Linked DNA regions of Homo sapiens: regions 2 and 3 are each linked to region 1. Evidence: chromatin contacts called from ENCODE Hi-C or POLR2A ChIA-PET data. All regions are on one chromosome and are shown on one strand. Each heading gives the region's core, a stretch centred on a gene start or an enhancer-like site at or near the end of the contact. The rest is flanking DNA. Distances are from core to core; before and after follow the strand shown.

Region 1 (4,824 bases), core at 1,461-3,960:
AAACATATGAAAGGAAAAAATGTCCAGCATTCAAATAGTTTCCAATTATTCACACTGTGGCTCAAAAAAAGAAAGACTAACAACTCTCAACAGACCTCTGCTCCCAAAAAATGTAATCAGCAATTTTTCTAGGAGGCAACAGCAAAAGCCCCAGTCTATTAATTTGCACCCTTGCAGACATCCCTATTTCCAGAATCCTTTACACCTGAGTGCCAAGACATTCCGCCCAGGTATCACCCGCACCACTTTTATTTACTTTTTAGATTTTTATAAGTTGGTTTCTAAAATGCTATGATATTGGCCCACACATATTAGGGTAGAGGACATTTTTATCTTCTTCTAAAGGTTTATTTGGGACAAAATAAGCTTTAAAAAGACAGAAATGCATAAAGCCCAGATTTAACATATCCATTCCAAAAGAATACAACAAAGTCCCCAAAAGAAGTATACAAGGAGCATCATTAGGATCTTTCATGATTATTTTAACATTATTAAAAAGGTTGAAACTTTGAATTCCAAAATTTTACTTTTGTTATGGAAAAGGTATTTGCTGGTTAATTCTACAAACATGGCTGCAGTGAGAACTATAAACAGCGGTCTACAATTTAAGAACGTGATGGGCTGGGTGCGGTGGCTCACACCTGTAATCCCAGCACTTTGGAAGGCCGAGGCAGGCGGATCAAGAGGTCAGGAGTTCGACACTAGCCTGACCAACATGGAGAAACCTCGTCTCTACTAAAAATACAAAAATTTGCCGGGTATGTGTGGGGAAAAGCAAGAGAGATCAGACTGTTACTGTGTCTGTGTAGAAAGAAGTAGACATAGGAGACTCCATTTTGTTCTGTACTAAGAAAAATTATTCTGCCTTGAGATTCTGTTAATCTATGACCTTACCACCAACCCCGTGCTCTCTGAAACATGTGCTGTGTCAAACTCACGGTTAAACGGATTAAGGGTTGTGCAAGATGTGCTCTGTTAAACAGATGCTTGAAGGCAGCATGCTCCTTAAGAGTCATCACCACTCCCTAATCTCAAGTACCCAGGGACACAAAAACTGTGGAAGCCTGCAGGGACCTCTGCCTAGGAAAGCCAGGTATTGTCCAAGGTTTCTCCCCATGTGATAGTCTGAAATATGGCCTCGTGGGAAGGGAAAGACCTGACCATCCCCCAGCCCGACATCCGTAAAGGGTCTGTGCTGAGGAGGATTAGTATAAGAGGAAGGCATGCCTCTTGCAGTTGAGACAAGAGGAAGGCATCTGTCTCCTGCCCGTCCCTGGGCATGGAATGTCTCAGTATAAAACCCGATTGTACGTTCCATCTACTGAGATAGGGAAAAACCGCCTTAGGGCTGGAGGTGGGACATGTGGGCAGCAATACTGCTTTGTAAAGCATTGAGATGTTTATGTGTATGCATATCTAAAAGCACAGCACTTGATTCTTTACCTTGTCTATGATGCAAAGACCTTTGTTCACGTGTTTGTCTGCTGACCCTCTCCCCACTATTGTCTTGTGACCCTGACATAGCCCCCTCTCGGAGAAACACCCACAAATGATCAATAAATACTAAGGGAACTCAGAGGCTGGCGGGATCCTCCATATGCTGAACGCTGGTTCCCCGGATCCCCTTATTTCTTTCTCTGTACTTTGTGTCTTTTTCTTTTCCAAGTCTCTCATTCCACCTAACGAGAAACACCCACAGGTGTGGAGGGGCAACCCACCCCTTCAGTGTGGTGGTGCGCGCCTGTAATCCCAGGTACTCAGGAGGCTGAGGCAGGAGAATCGCTTGAACCTGGGAGGCGGAGGTTGCAATGAGCCGCGATCGCGCCACTGCACTCCAGCCTGGGAGACAGAGCAAGACTCCATCTCAAGGAAAAAAAAAAAAAAAGAACGTGATGACTAGAAAACAAAAACTACAATGTTCTTTGAAGTTGAACAATCAGTTTGAAAAATAAATAAAACCTTATTAGAAGTCGGCATCATCAAACAATCCTTCAAGTTTACCCTTGAAAGGAACAGAACGAAAGAGAAAGGCTGTCCTAAGCTCCTTCCCTAAACCCGAAAAGCACTTTGAGGACGATCGACCCACTTTTAGTTTCTATTCAAATGATCTCTTTAAATCCTTTAGGAATTGAGCACCAAACTTGTAACTATTAATTGTTCGTGCACAGCTCGTAGAAATTTTAACATTAGCAGAATGCAGACAGCTGAAAAATCAAGATTTATTTTCCCATCTAAAGCCTAACATAATAGCAATTCATAACCACTGTGTGAAACCGGAAATCTAACACTGTGTATGTCTAAAGTCAAATGCCAGTGTTTTCTAACAAAACTTTTACCAATAAGGTGTGTACACACACCCACACAGACGCACGCTAAGCTCAATTTTTTACTAATAAGGTGTACGCGCGCGCGCGCACGCTAAACTCTAGCCACAGATTCCCTAAGCCAGGAGTGCAAGTCGGTCGGGACTAGTCCACACCTTGCGAACGGGGCGGGGTGGGGAATGGATTCCAGGTGAAGCAGGCCATCAGCCAGAACCGCCAACTCCGCCCGCGGCCCTCAAAAGTAGGCGGCGCAGGGAGTCTCCGCCCCCTTCGCCACCGGCGACTCAAACCAAAACAGCTGGGTTTCTCTCCGCAAAGGCAAACCCCAGCGTCCTTCTCGGACGCGACCTACGTGTTTTCTCAGCTTACTGCGCCGGTAAAACCCACACTGCCCTCAAAACAGTCACCCCAGAGTTTAGCCTTGGACACCAGAAGCTTTTCCTTCGGGGGTCGCCAGCGTCACTCGTCCCCAGCCAAAGGGCCCCCGTCCCACACGCCTCCCCCAAATCGCGAAGGCCTGTCCCACGGGCCTCCCACCGCGTGGGGCGGCCACCCGTTGCCATTCCAAAACTCCACAGCTGATCCGAGTCGCCCACACCCCCGTCACAATCGCAGTCTGGAAAGGAAGGTTTGTCTTCGGGAAGGAAAGCCTCGTCACCACAGAGACCTCTCCCGAGACCGGCCAGGCCCCTACAGTACAGGGGCTGAAGGGTGTAGCACGAGCCCTAAAAGAGATGCAGCTGGAGGCCGCCCCGCACAAGGCGCTGGGGTGGACCGGGGAGGCGCCTTACCCAGTGGAAAGACTCCCGGATCAAGGGAGAAAGTTACGCAGGCTTCCGATCCTGATCCGCCATCAGCCGCCGAACCTCTTCCGCCACTACCGCCTACCCCCAAAGACCGGCTACACCTCCCCTCCCAGCCGACAGTAGGCCTTGCGTCACTTCCGCCCACGGGGCGGTCTCTTCCGCCTCCTGCCTGGTTCGCCGCTCCCCTCCGCGACGACACGCCCCCAGCCCACTCCGCCGCGGGACGCCTCATCCCGCGGGTAGGCTGGCTCTCTCCTTACTTCGTCCTTGCTATTTTCGTTCAACTTAATCGCAGCAAAACAATGCGTCTGGATTTACATTCTGATTTTATGTTATTATTTTGACATACGAAAGGGGGAAACACACAGGAGGTTTAAGTAACTCACCAGCGATGTGGAAAGGGCAGCTCAGAGGTCCATGGACAGTACCGTATCCCTGTCTGCGTCTCAGTCGGCCTAAACTAGCCCACTCATTTTATAGATAAGGAAATAGCCAGAGAAGCAAGGGAGTGACCACACGGCTAGGGCTGCAAACCCCTGAGCACCAAGACTGTCTCTGAACTCCTGGCCCAGTCGTGTGCTTTTTTGGCTATGAAGTTTTGTTCACTGAAAGCTCCTAGGAGCTTTTCAGTTCTAATGCCCTCTGATTCTATTTGCTCTCGCTCCAGCAGAGGCCTCTTTTCTAGCCGCATTTCTGTGAGTTACCTGCTTTTGTTATCCGTATCATTTTCCGTGTGTGAATTTTCTCCCGCGTTCTGTTATTTCTAAAATCACTTTTGCTTGTTGTATATGTTGCCTTCCTATATTGGACATTCAGTTTGAATCGTAACTCCACAGAAGCAAATGTGTCCCATTCGAATTCATCATAGTCTTCTGTTGCCGTAAAACCCTGACAAACCTTGCAATAGCACCAGAAAGGATATGTAAATTAGATCGCATTAAATGTTGAAGCACATTCTAAATACAGAACATTCAAAATTATCTTTCATATACTTTCATCTTTACTTCCAGTTATTTCAGAAGACATTAGCTTTGATAACATAGGTTCTCAATATTTACAGACTGATTTGTTTCCTGTGTATTGACATTTTTGAACTTGGTCTTGTGCTGGGTATTATACTTGATCATAGAATTTCAGAAGAACCTTAATAGGCCATTTAGTCCCAGTCTCCTTATTTTATGGATGAAGAAAACGGTGTGAATAATCAACATAAGTTATCACTTGCGTTACTGGTAGCAACCTTCTGGTAGTAGAAATAACTGTGTCCCTTAAGAAATGTAAACATAGCAGTGAATTTTATAAGCACAATTTGTCAGAGATGTCACTCTTTGTTTAAATCACATTCCTATTTATATGTAATACATTTTTAATTACCACTAATTTTCAGTTAATGAAATCAGAAAAACAGTATGCTTAATAAAAACCATAATTGAAAGACTTTTTTTTTTGCCCTGAGAGGGACGGAGTTTCGCTCTTGTTGCTCAGGCTGCAGTACAGTGGCGCGATCTCGGCTCACTGCAACCTCCGCCTCCCGGGTTCAAGCAATTCTCCTGCCTCAGCCTCCCAAGTAGCTGGGATTACAGGAGCCAGCCACCACGCCTGGCTAATTTTTGTATTTTTAGTAGAGAGGAGGTTTCGCCGTGTTGGTCAGGCTGGTCTCAAAGGACATTTTCACAGGTATTTTTACTTTGTTA
Region 2 (4,824 bases), core at 1-2,500, 620 kb after region 1:
TGAACCCGGGTCTGATTTCGCGCCTACAGAAATGAACACATATTAGTGAGGTTTCAGGAGAGTCCGTGATTGAATGCTCCCAGACAAGGCTTCCTTTTGTTAGGAAAGGAAAATAAAGCAAGCATTCACATTCTCCAAGTTGTGGTGCCTGAGGAGAGAGCTCTCTGAAAGCAGCCCACACCACCAGCAAAGCCACTTCCACCTTCTCAGCTTCCTCTGTTTGCTTCATGTCCTTTCCTTCCCCACTCCCCCGCCAAAAAAAAGAAAGAAAAAGGAGAAAGTATGGGTGTGGAGATGGAGTATGTATTTATTTTACAAAAATAAATCACCATCTTCGGACCATTTGTAGACTGGAACATTTCGAGCAATGAGTGCGCCACACGGACGAGTGCCCTGGTGACTCCCTGATGTTCGCGTCACCCCCAGGGCCACCTTGGCGCCCGCATGAGCCTCGCTTCCCACTCCCGGCCTCCAACTCCCTTCCCTCGCAGCCGCCATTCACCTTCTGCTGTTTATTTGTCTGCAGAGCGCCTGGACACCGGAAAAGGCGATTCCCTGAGCGCCTGGAGTTGGAGACAATTCCTGGTTCAGAATTTAAACATCTTTCTAGGTAAGCGCTGCTCCAAAACTCTTCGCCGCGTGGGACTTTGCACCAGGGCGGTTGGGAGGAGTTGGCCCTCCACGGTTCCTGGCAACCGCGGCCTGTTGAAAGAGGTTCTGGTCAATATTTAACTTCGGAGGAGTTTGGAGTTGGATTCCTTTAAGCTTCTTGCCCTGCGAGTGCGGGGCCTCAGGCAGACAAAGAGCCTACCCCAAAACCAGCGATGGGCAGGAGAAGCGGTTGCAGAAGGCAAAGATGGGTTGTGGAGAGTCAGAGGGAGTGTGTTTGTTTCTTCCTGCAAGCCCCAAACAAACCACTACACTGAACTTCAGGGCAAAAGCAAGTAAAGGCCACGGGCACGGGCGCGGCGGCCGCTGCGTGGGCTGCTCTCTTTGTCGACTAAGGCGACTGCGGAGGCTGTGAGTTAAGAAATTGTCGCCAGTCCCAGCTCGCTGTTGAGGAAAACTTGTATCACACTCTTGCAGTTTCTTAGACCATTTTGCCTTTCCTTCGGCATGAGAAAAATTGCTGTATTTCTAACCTTTAGGCCTTCGCAGACAGCGGGTCTTCTTCCTTCTTTCATCAGGGCTCATCATCGGTTCTTCCTACGGGAAAAGCGTGGTTTTCTATGTCTTGGCGTTTCCTTTTCCTATTTGAAACAAGGGAAAACTCTTTTAAATTATTTTCAAGTTCTGACTTAATTTGTCCTCTTAGTTTGGGATGCAGGGAGGTAATTACTGTGGTTTATTACCTTGTAAAAGATCCATAAATTACATGCCTGTTTGGGGGAGGGGCTGCTGGAATAGCTTTCAGAAGCATGGTATGAAGGAATGAGTTTGCTTTGTTCTTTCAGGAATTACTTCTTTTTAAAAAGTTTTGAGATTTTGTATTCTATTTCCTAGGCCTCCAGTCTTCCCTTAAATTTGCTCCCAAATAGATATCAGGTTGTTAATTAATTGCAACATGATATTCAGTCGTGCTATAAGGCTGATATGGTGTTCTGGATACAATTATTTTTTCCAATAGAAGGTAAACAGAGCAATAGTCAAGCTGTGTTACTTTCTCAGCTACTGTATGTCTGTTTATATCAAATATAGATGGAACATTTCAGGAATTTGTAACTCTGTGTATATGATTTCCATCTCAGCAAACAACAGAACAATTGCATGTATAAATAGTTGCAGGAATTTGGGGCCTTGTGTATAACACAATATACACATCCACACGTGTCCAGAGAACTTGGCCCATTTCTCTACTGCACTTGCACCCACAGGAAATATCTCATGTTAAATAAGAATCTATCATACACACACACACACACACACACACACACACACACACACACACGCACACAGTGGGCTAAGAGAGCCTTACCTGATGCTGAGTAGAAAATCCACTAGATTTAAGTAATGGGACAAAAATGTTAAGTGTACTTTTGACAGAGAAATCAGATTGCAGTGTTTGAGTACAGATATATCTAATCTGCCAACAGCCTTGCAAATATTGGCTAACGGTGTGTACCCTTGGTTGCCTGCTTTTTCCAAGCCAGCTTTCCCCCTATTTTGGCTCTGGTGACCAGGACCACAGTATCAGTCCCAGCGCAGGCCAAGTTGGAGGCCGGTGAAGTGAGTGAAGAGGGACTGGCAGCTGGGTTTTTAAAAGGCCCGTAGCTTTGCTCCAGGAAACTGGATTGCAGAGTGGCAAAGGAGGACTGTCAGCTGCTGGTTCCCCAGATAGGCTGCCCAGGCCAAGATCTCTCATAGAGAAGCTGTTTTTTAACCTCAAAAGTTAAATGTCTTTTGACTTTTCAGATTTTTCCCTTCTCATCCCACCAAATCACCCATCCCACCCCAAGTCATTAATGTTAATTGTTAAACAGCAGTTGGAGCATTAACTGGATGTTAGCAGCCGTTTGGAGGCCCCAGGCTGGAGCTGAGATGCCTCTGAGCTTTGCTGGCGTTAAGGCATTTCTCTGAAGCAGTACCAATGACTTATTTCATTGATTTATGGCTTTTTTTTTTTTTTTTTTTTGACAGAGTCGCGCTCTGTCCCAGGCTGGAGTGCAGTGGTACGATCTCAGCTCACTGCAACCTCTGCCTTCTGGTTTCAAGTGATTTTCCCACCTCAGCCTCCCGACTAGCTGGGATTACAGGCATGCACCACCATGCCTGGCTAATTTTTGTATTTTTAGTACAGACGGGGTTGCACCATGTTGTTCAGGCTGGTCTCGAACTGCTGACCTCATGATCCACCCACCTCGGCCTCCCAAAGTGCTGGGATTACAGGCATGAGCCACCGCACCCGGACAATTTATGGCTTTAAGAGTTTTCATTTGCTCGACTGTTCCAAGAGCTTTGAAGGGGGCCCCTTCTCATCTTTGAGTTGATGCCTCTTCAGAAACTTGGGGGTAGGGAGGAATTTGCCAGCAATACCTCCAGGTCCCTTTCTAGGGTATCTGGAGAGCTCAGTGTGAATGATTGGTGAGGGGTATGAGGCAGGCAGCAGTAAGAATGAGAGGAGTGAGTTCTTGGGGGTCAGGAGAACGCTTTTTGGAAACCAGCTTCTACTCCTGTCCTCTATCCCCCAAACCTGAGAGAGGCAGGTTTTCACTTGGAGTTCTTACTTTCCAGCTTGTAACTTAGATAGGAGCTGGAAAAGTTCACATGGAGGTTCTCTTCCAGCTACACCACAGATTGAACCTTACTGAAATATTGTCACCAGCTTAGGCCAGGACTTGCTTCCAGGGGATTAGGTCTCTTCTTTTATTGCCTTTCTGATTTGGACAACCCATGAACAAGTTCTCTTATGAAAGGCCTTACATTTTCATCAGACCCCTTCTGTTCCTCTGCAGGGGAGGAGTGAAGGGGAGGAATCATGCACAGCCTCCTGCAGCTGCTATAAGTGAGTCCTCACACTCAGGCATAGCCAGCTGAAGACCCATTCTCCAGGAAAAAAAGAATATGGCCTGAGGATCTCACTAGCCTCAGAGCACTCTCAGAAGTTCAGAAACTAAGACCAGAAAAGAGAAGATTTTTAGACAGCTCATGAAACGGTACAATGTTGAAATTAGTGGGCAATGTCATCAGGCAGAAGGCAGGAGTAGGGGTGGAACCAAGGGTGGGAGCAGCTTATTTGTTTCAGTTAGGTTCTTCCTGAGCACAGTTGGTTCTCTACTGGTTTTCTGCTCAAGATTATTTTGAGAGTTCTGAAGGGGGCTCTTTCTCATCTTTGAGTTGATATCTCTATAGGAACTTGTGTGGGGGTGGGGAGAGAATTTGCTGGTGGACACAGAATTGTCTTGGAAAAGTGGGTGGACAGACCTGCCTGTGGAGAGGGTCCCAGATTGCCTTGTTAACTTAAGGCACTCCAGTGAAGGTTGATTCTTTTTCTTTTTTTTCTTATTTTTTTTGGGGGGGGGGGTCTCTTGCAGAGCAATTAGATCATTTCCTCTGATATTTTTTATGTTTAGAAACTTATAATTCCATGTATCACTCAGTTGTGCACTGAGGAAATGCTTAAGTGCAAGTTTAGTCAGGGCACTAGGTTTCTCTAGATTTTGCAAAACCCGGACCCACCACTCTATAGCCAAGCACATCTTTCCTAGTGGGCTCCCACTGAACAAAACCAACTGGACTTGGAGGAGATGCTTTAACCTTTTGTCAGGTAATTATGTGCCTTTTTGGTGTTTCTTGCGTCTGTAGTGTATGGTGTGGGTGTTAGCAAACTCCATACAATGGCAGGCTGTGAGGAAGTCCGCTGTCCAGGCCAGTTATTTCTGGGCCTGCCCCTTGCCTTTTGATATACTGGCCTGTGGGCCAGAGGAGACTGGGGTGCATGGGTGTGCAGGATCCAGCTTGTCCGTGGGTGGGAGGCTGTAAGGAAAGTTAAATGGATTCTAAAAATGTGAATAGCATTGCTGTAACCCTTGTGTTTGGAGGGTGTGTAAAGAAATATAAGTGGAGATAAGCTTGTATGTCTTATATGGCATTCATGGGAGGATGGCTCCAAGCATCCTATTGCTTAGACAGAACTCTTAAACTCAAAACTGCTGGTCAAGGTTCCCCACCTACCCTCCCCCAAAGCTAAATATTCTGTTTGGAAACCTAGTTCCTTCAGTGGTTCCCTATTTCAAATAAAAGGATTTAAGTTGACGTATGACCACGTGAGCACATAATACAGCGCATTATTGTGGCATTTGGAGCGGAGACCCAGACAGGCTTCGC
Region 3 (4,824 bases), core at 1,642-4,141, 590 kb after region 1:
AAAGGTCGGTTGTAAAGTTGAGATTCTGTGCCTTTGCTCATTACAGAGCTGCCTGCGCGTCTGGCACTGCAGTTGGGGTCTTTCCCTAACACTCCCCCTCCTCCCCTAGCTCAGTTCGGGGCCTGGGGCAGAGGGGGATGCTCGCTGGGGACTAGGCCAGGAGGAAGGTGCGGGCTCTGGGACAGCAGCCTAACGAGTGCCCTGTCTACTTGTCTGTCCTTGTGTTCATGTGTCTGCATGTCTGTTCTCAGGACCTGACAGGAAGCGGGGCCGCCAGACCTACACGCGCTACCAGACGCTGGAGCTGGAGAAGGAGTTCCACTTCAACCGCTACCTGACGCGGCGCCGCCGCATTGAAATCGCCCACGCGCTCTGCCTCACCGAGCGCCAGATTAAGATCTGGTTCCAGAACCGCCGCATGAAGTGGAAGAAAGAGCATAAGGACGAAGGTCCGACTGCCGCCGCAGCTCCCGAGGGCGCCGTGCCCTCTGCCGCCGCCACTGCTGCCGCGGACAAGGCCGACGAGGAGGACGATGATGAAGAAGAGGAAGACGAGGAGGAATGAGGGGCCGATCCGGGGCCCTCTCTGCACCGGACAGTCGGAAAAGCGTCTTTAAGAGACTCACTGGTTTTACTTACAAAAATGGGAAAAATAAAAGAAAATGTAAAAAACAAAAACAAAAACAAAAAAGCAACCCAGTCCCCAACCTGCACTCTACCCACCCCCATCACCTACTCCAGCTCCCAACTTTTGTGGACTGAGCGGCCGCAGAGACTGGGTCGCCTTGGATTCCCTCTGCCTCCGAGGACCCCAAAAGACACCCCCAACCCCAGGCCAGCCGGCCCTGCTCTGGCGCGTCCAAAATACTACCTAGCACAGGCCTCTGCTCGAGGCACCCCCAAACTACCTATGTATCCAGCCCCAGAGGGCCTCCATTCCCAGGAAGTCCCTATGTATCCCAACACTGGCAGACACCCAGCACCACCCTCCCAGACCCGCAAGAAAGTGAATCTCACTACTACCTACTCCCCTAAAACTACCTATTTTGTGCTGGCTGGCTTGCCTGCTACCTAGTGCCGACTGCTCCCAGGCAAGTCCCCTGCTGCTTACAGCCCGCAGCTTTTGGGGTCCCTGAGGCTGCCCTGAGAATGTGCTGAGGTCCAGGATCAGGGTATTGGCATCTATTTAAATCGAAAAATAATATATTTATTCCAAAAAGCATCCTAAGTGCTTGCACCCTAGAATCAATCCCTCCTTCTCTGGCTTGGCACCCACAGCTCAGGCCCATCAACCCCCACTTCTGGAGGGGAATGTTCCTGAGCTGGCTGCAGATCTGTGGGTTAGCTTCTGCTTAGCAGGACTGTGGAGATGCTTCCAGCTTCGCTGTCCTTTCCTCTGGCTCCTGTATCTTACTGTTCAGCTGTGTTAAATATGTACGCCCTGATGTTTCCTATAATAGCAGATACTGTATATTTGAACAAGATTTTTTTTTATCATTTCTATAGTCTTGGAGTTCATTTGTAAGGCAGTGTCTTGACTTGGAAAGGATGTGTTAATGGGGTGACTTTGTAGCATGGTATGTTGTCTTGAGTTAACTGTAGTGGGTGGGGAGGTCCAATGCCCTCCGCAATGCCCTTCATCTCCTGTGTTGTCCTGTACCCTGCTCAGCTCCATCCTGGGGTTCAGGGAAGGCACACTTCCCAGCCCAGCTGTGTTTTATGTAACCGAAAATAAAGATGCGTGGTGACAAAGAAAAATGTGGACTGCCTTATCCAGAGGGGACTGGGAAAGGGGAGGTGAGTATGGCTGGAGGGCAGGGGGCAGTGGGGAAGCAAAAGTGGGGTGGCTGTCCTTGTGATGGTCCAAGTGTTGGGTACCCATGTATTGGTGTCATGTATCTTTTTAATGTATTTTTATGTGTGTATTTGTATGAGTATGTGCTTATTTTTCTGTGTATGTATTTCTGTGTGTGTGTTTTTACCTAATTCCACAATTGTATATATTTTGGTGTCCATAATTGGGTGCATGTGTTTTTGTGTGTCCATAATTGCATGTCATTCTGTGCCCACAATAGAGTGTATGCCCTTCCCTGTGTGCATAATTGTATATGTGCCTTTATCCGTGTAGAGACGTTTGTCTGGTTTTTGCGTGTGCACTAACATCTTCTAGATCCCTTGAAAACGGAATCTTTGGTAGATACGTTATATTCTATGAATCTACCTAAAAACCTCCATCAATTCCATGAGGAAATTTCAAATCCACACTTTCCTCTAAGGCTGAGCAGTGGGCTTGGAAAGGGGCATTACCCAGAGCTGATTCCGGATTCGCATGCGCCCTGAACCCAGCCCCAGGCTAGGAAATGGGATTTAAGGTCCCCACCCCGCCTGCAGACCAGGCGAGGGGGCCCCAGGGTCCGGCACTGCAGTAGGTGGCGCGGGGAGGGGCTAGGACCGCAGACCCCCGCTAGGCTACGCAGCCTGGGCAGGGGCTGGGGCAGCTGGATGCGGGGAAGGGGCGAGGGGTGAAGGTCCAGGGGTTGTGCGGGCAGCTCAGAGCATCCTGAGTTCCGCCTGCAAGACCTCGTCTCCAGTCTCCTGCCTGGGCTGGGCCCGCTTCTTATGGCTCTTTTAGTAAAACCTGGCCCAAAAGGGTCTGTAAAACCTGAGGCCCCAAGTCGGGGCGGCCTCGGTGGTAAGATGGCGCCGGTGTAAGAGCTGCCTCCTCTCAGTGATGGGGAAAGGGTCATAAATCCGTTGTTGTTTATGAAAATTTACAACTTTGCAATACAACTTTATGAGTTGTTCGGCCCTTCCATTGGCCGCTGTCGGTCATGTGGATGAGAACCGTGAACATGAACTTTTTTATAATTTCCCTTGCGAGAATAGAGCCGCATTCTTTTGCTCCGCTCCGTCCTGCCTGCTTCGGAGCTCTGCCTTCCAGCCGGGCTCGGCTGTGCTTTGTCCGGAGATGGCGAGCGAAGGGAAGCCCCGGCCAGGCCAGGCCTGGCGGCTCCCGCTGGAGATTGGGCGCGCTCCGTTCCCGGCGCCGCGGCAGCAGCTTTGCAACTCGCAACCTGGCTAATTTCCTGCGTCCTCTGGCACCAGGAAAGAGGACAATTCTTCTCTCGGGCTGCCCAAGCGACAGCTGTCAGAGGGGCAGGAGCTTCTGGGAGCCACCGTCTGAAGGTGAGACATGTGGGGAGGAGATAGGAGCAAAGGTGGTGAGGCGACAGCCGGCGGCGGTAGCGGTGGGAGAGGGCACCCAGGGAGGCTTTAAGAGGGGCATACTCCCCCTTACCCATACTCACCCATTCACACTTGCCCCCATCACACACTACAGCCCACACACGTCACACACACAGGCACACACGCGCGCACGCACACACACACACACACCACTCCCTTTCTCTCCCCTCCCTGGCTCGCCTTGGCAGTAAGTGCCCGCCTTCCTTCGGCCCTCCGTGGCACAGCGCCAAGGCACAGGGCAGCATCCCTTGGGTCGTCTCTCTCCCCTTCCCTAGCGACCCCGTGAAGCCCAAAAGGAAGTGGCCCGGCACACTGTGTTCCCCGCCAGCCCTTTGGGTTTGGATTTTTGTGTTTTCATTCATGGCCCTATTTGGTTTTGTTGGATTCCCCAACAAGAGGAGACCATCCTTGACCTGGGAAGGTGGGAAGAGGTGAGGGCAAAGTGCATTAATCCACAGGCATTTTATTAGCATCAGCACAGCACTTTCTACTCCGTGGGAATTGGTTTCAGAGAGAAAGGTAGAAGGGGGAAACAGAAAAACTTACTAATTCAGCCAGAGTTCTCCGCTCGTTGCCGGCTTCCCTTCGCCCGGTTTTTCGATGAGAGAGGTGTCTGAAGCGCTGGGAGGGGGAATAGGTGCGTGGGTGGAATTCTGTGTTGGAGGAGAGGATGGGATTAATTGGGTGTTACTTGGTGGGAAGTTTCGGTGCAGAGGACATAATGCTGTTAGCGCGCGTGGCAGGGTCCCGCAGCTAAGGTTGAAGGAAGGACGCAAACCGAGTCTGGGCGATAGGGGGACCCCCCAATCCACCTTGGCGCAACGGACTGGCGACCGCACTCCCCACCTTCCGCGAGCGGGGAGAGGATGGTGGAGCTGCCCGGGAGGAAGCGCAGAGCGTGCTGCTGGCGGTGGCTTTGCGTAGCGCGGTGGCTCGAACTGTAGCTCGGCCTAAGTGCACATCAGACCAGATTTGCCCCGAGAACTCCTCGGACAGCGACAAGAAAAGAGTCCGAGGTTCTTTTTGTTTGTTTTTTGTTTGGGTTGTTGTTTCCCCAACTTGAGACAATATCTTGGTATGGATTCGATAAATAGGAAGGGGCTGTGGATGTTTAGGACGTTAGCCCGTGCTCTGCGTGCGCTCGGGGCGGATAAAGCGGCGCATTTGCATCCTAGGTCCGCCGCCTTCCTGACTGCGGCTGCCGCGGGCCGATTATTTATTGCGACCGTGCTGGCGCTCGCTGCTGCCACGCCGTGGCCGTCGCCGGGACCGGCGCCAGCTGCAGCCCGCCTCTTGCAGCCTGGCGCGACTGCTGTACTGGCCCCTCAGAGATTTCCCAGCAAGCAGGGTAGAGGGGGACGCAAGGGGACCTGGGGGGCGATCACCCAGAGCCTATATGGCCGGGAAATCTCCCCGCCTCGGCTACCCCTGACCGGAGCTGGACGCCGTTATAGACTCGGGTCCTCCCCCACCCCCACTCCAGCACCATGGAGACTGGTTGCACAGGCCGCCTGGCACGTCATGGCTGCTTCTGTCCAAACTGCGCGTCCCAAGGCGTTCTGGGGGCGCACGCTGGTT

Evidence for each region. Hi-C counts contacts between places; a loop is a spot of excess contacts on that map. ChIA-PET counts read pairs that join two places held with the same protein, here RNA polymerase II (POLR2A). Pooled maps may share reads with other maps.
Region 2: a loop to region 1 is called in a map of PC-9, with 2.5 times the contacts of the local background. The contact joins the promoter of HOXA-AS2 here to the promoter of TAX1BP1-AS1 in region 1. A Hi-C loop is called at or near these places in 1 of 168 maps with a recorded cell type or tissue (PC-9) and 1 of 50 pooled maps. POLR2A ChIA-PET finds 5 or more read pairs at or near these places in 2 of 52 experiments (MCF 10A and Panc1).
Region 3: a pooled map shows a loop between it and region 1 (4-fold over the local background). The contact joins the promoter of HOXA3 here to the promoter of TAX1BP1-AS1 in region 1. A Hi-C loop is called at or near these places in 1 of 37 single-sample maps with no recorded cell type and 3 of 50 pooled maps. POLR2A ChIA-PET finds 5 or more read pairs at or near these places in 2 of 52 experiments (MCF 10A and activated naive CD4-positive, alpha-beta T cell).

What each region holds. Positions count from the first base shown.
Region 1 is chr7:27,738,561-27,743,384 of GRCh38, reverse strand. TAX1BP1-AS1 (TAX1BP1 antisense RNA 1) reads left to right here and starts at 2,710. Exons shown (of 2, transcript NR_187572.1): 1 at 2,710-3,369. TAX1BP1 (Tax1 binding protein 1) reads right to left here and starts at 3,223. Exons shown (of 17, transcript NM_006024.7): 1 at 3,116-3,223. RefSeq lists enhancers at 1,562-2,425, 2,940-3,209, 2,426-3,288 and a silencer at 2,540-2,772.
Region 2 is chr7:27,118,345-27,123,168 of GRCh38, reverse strand. It overlaps HOXA-AS2 (HOXA cluster antisense RNA 2), which reads right to left and starts at 1,250. Exons shown (of 4, transcript NR_122069.1): 1 at 1,143-1,250; 2 at 503-702. HOXA3 (homeobox A3) reads left to right here. Exons shown (of 6, transcript NM_153631.3): 4 at 527-610. RefSeq lists enhancers at 1-695, 274-1,473.
Region 3 is chr7:27,150,650-27,155,473 of GRCh38, reverse strand. HOXA3 (homeobox A3) reads left to right here and starts at 2,891. Exons shown (of 6, transcript NM_153631.3): 1 at 2,891-3,186. It overlaps HOXA7 (homeobox A7), which reads left to right. Exons shown (of 2, transcript NM_006896.4): 2 at 252-1,758. The coding sequence ends at 565. It overlaps HOXA-AS3 (HOXA cluster antisense RNA 3), which reads right to left. Exons shown (of 3, transcript NR_038832.1): 2 at 3,793-3,899; 3 at 1-3,180. RefSeq lists an enhancer at 371-955.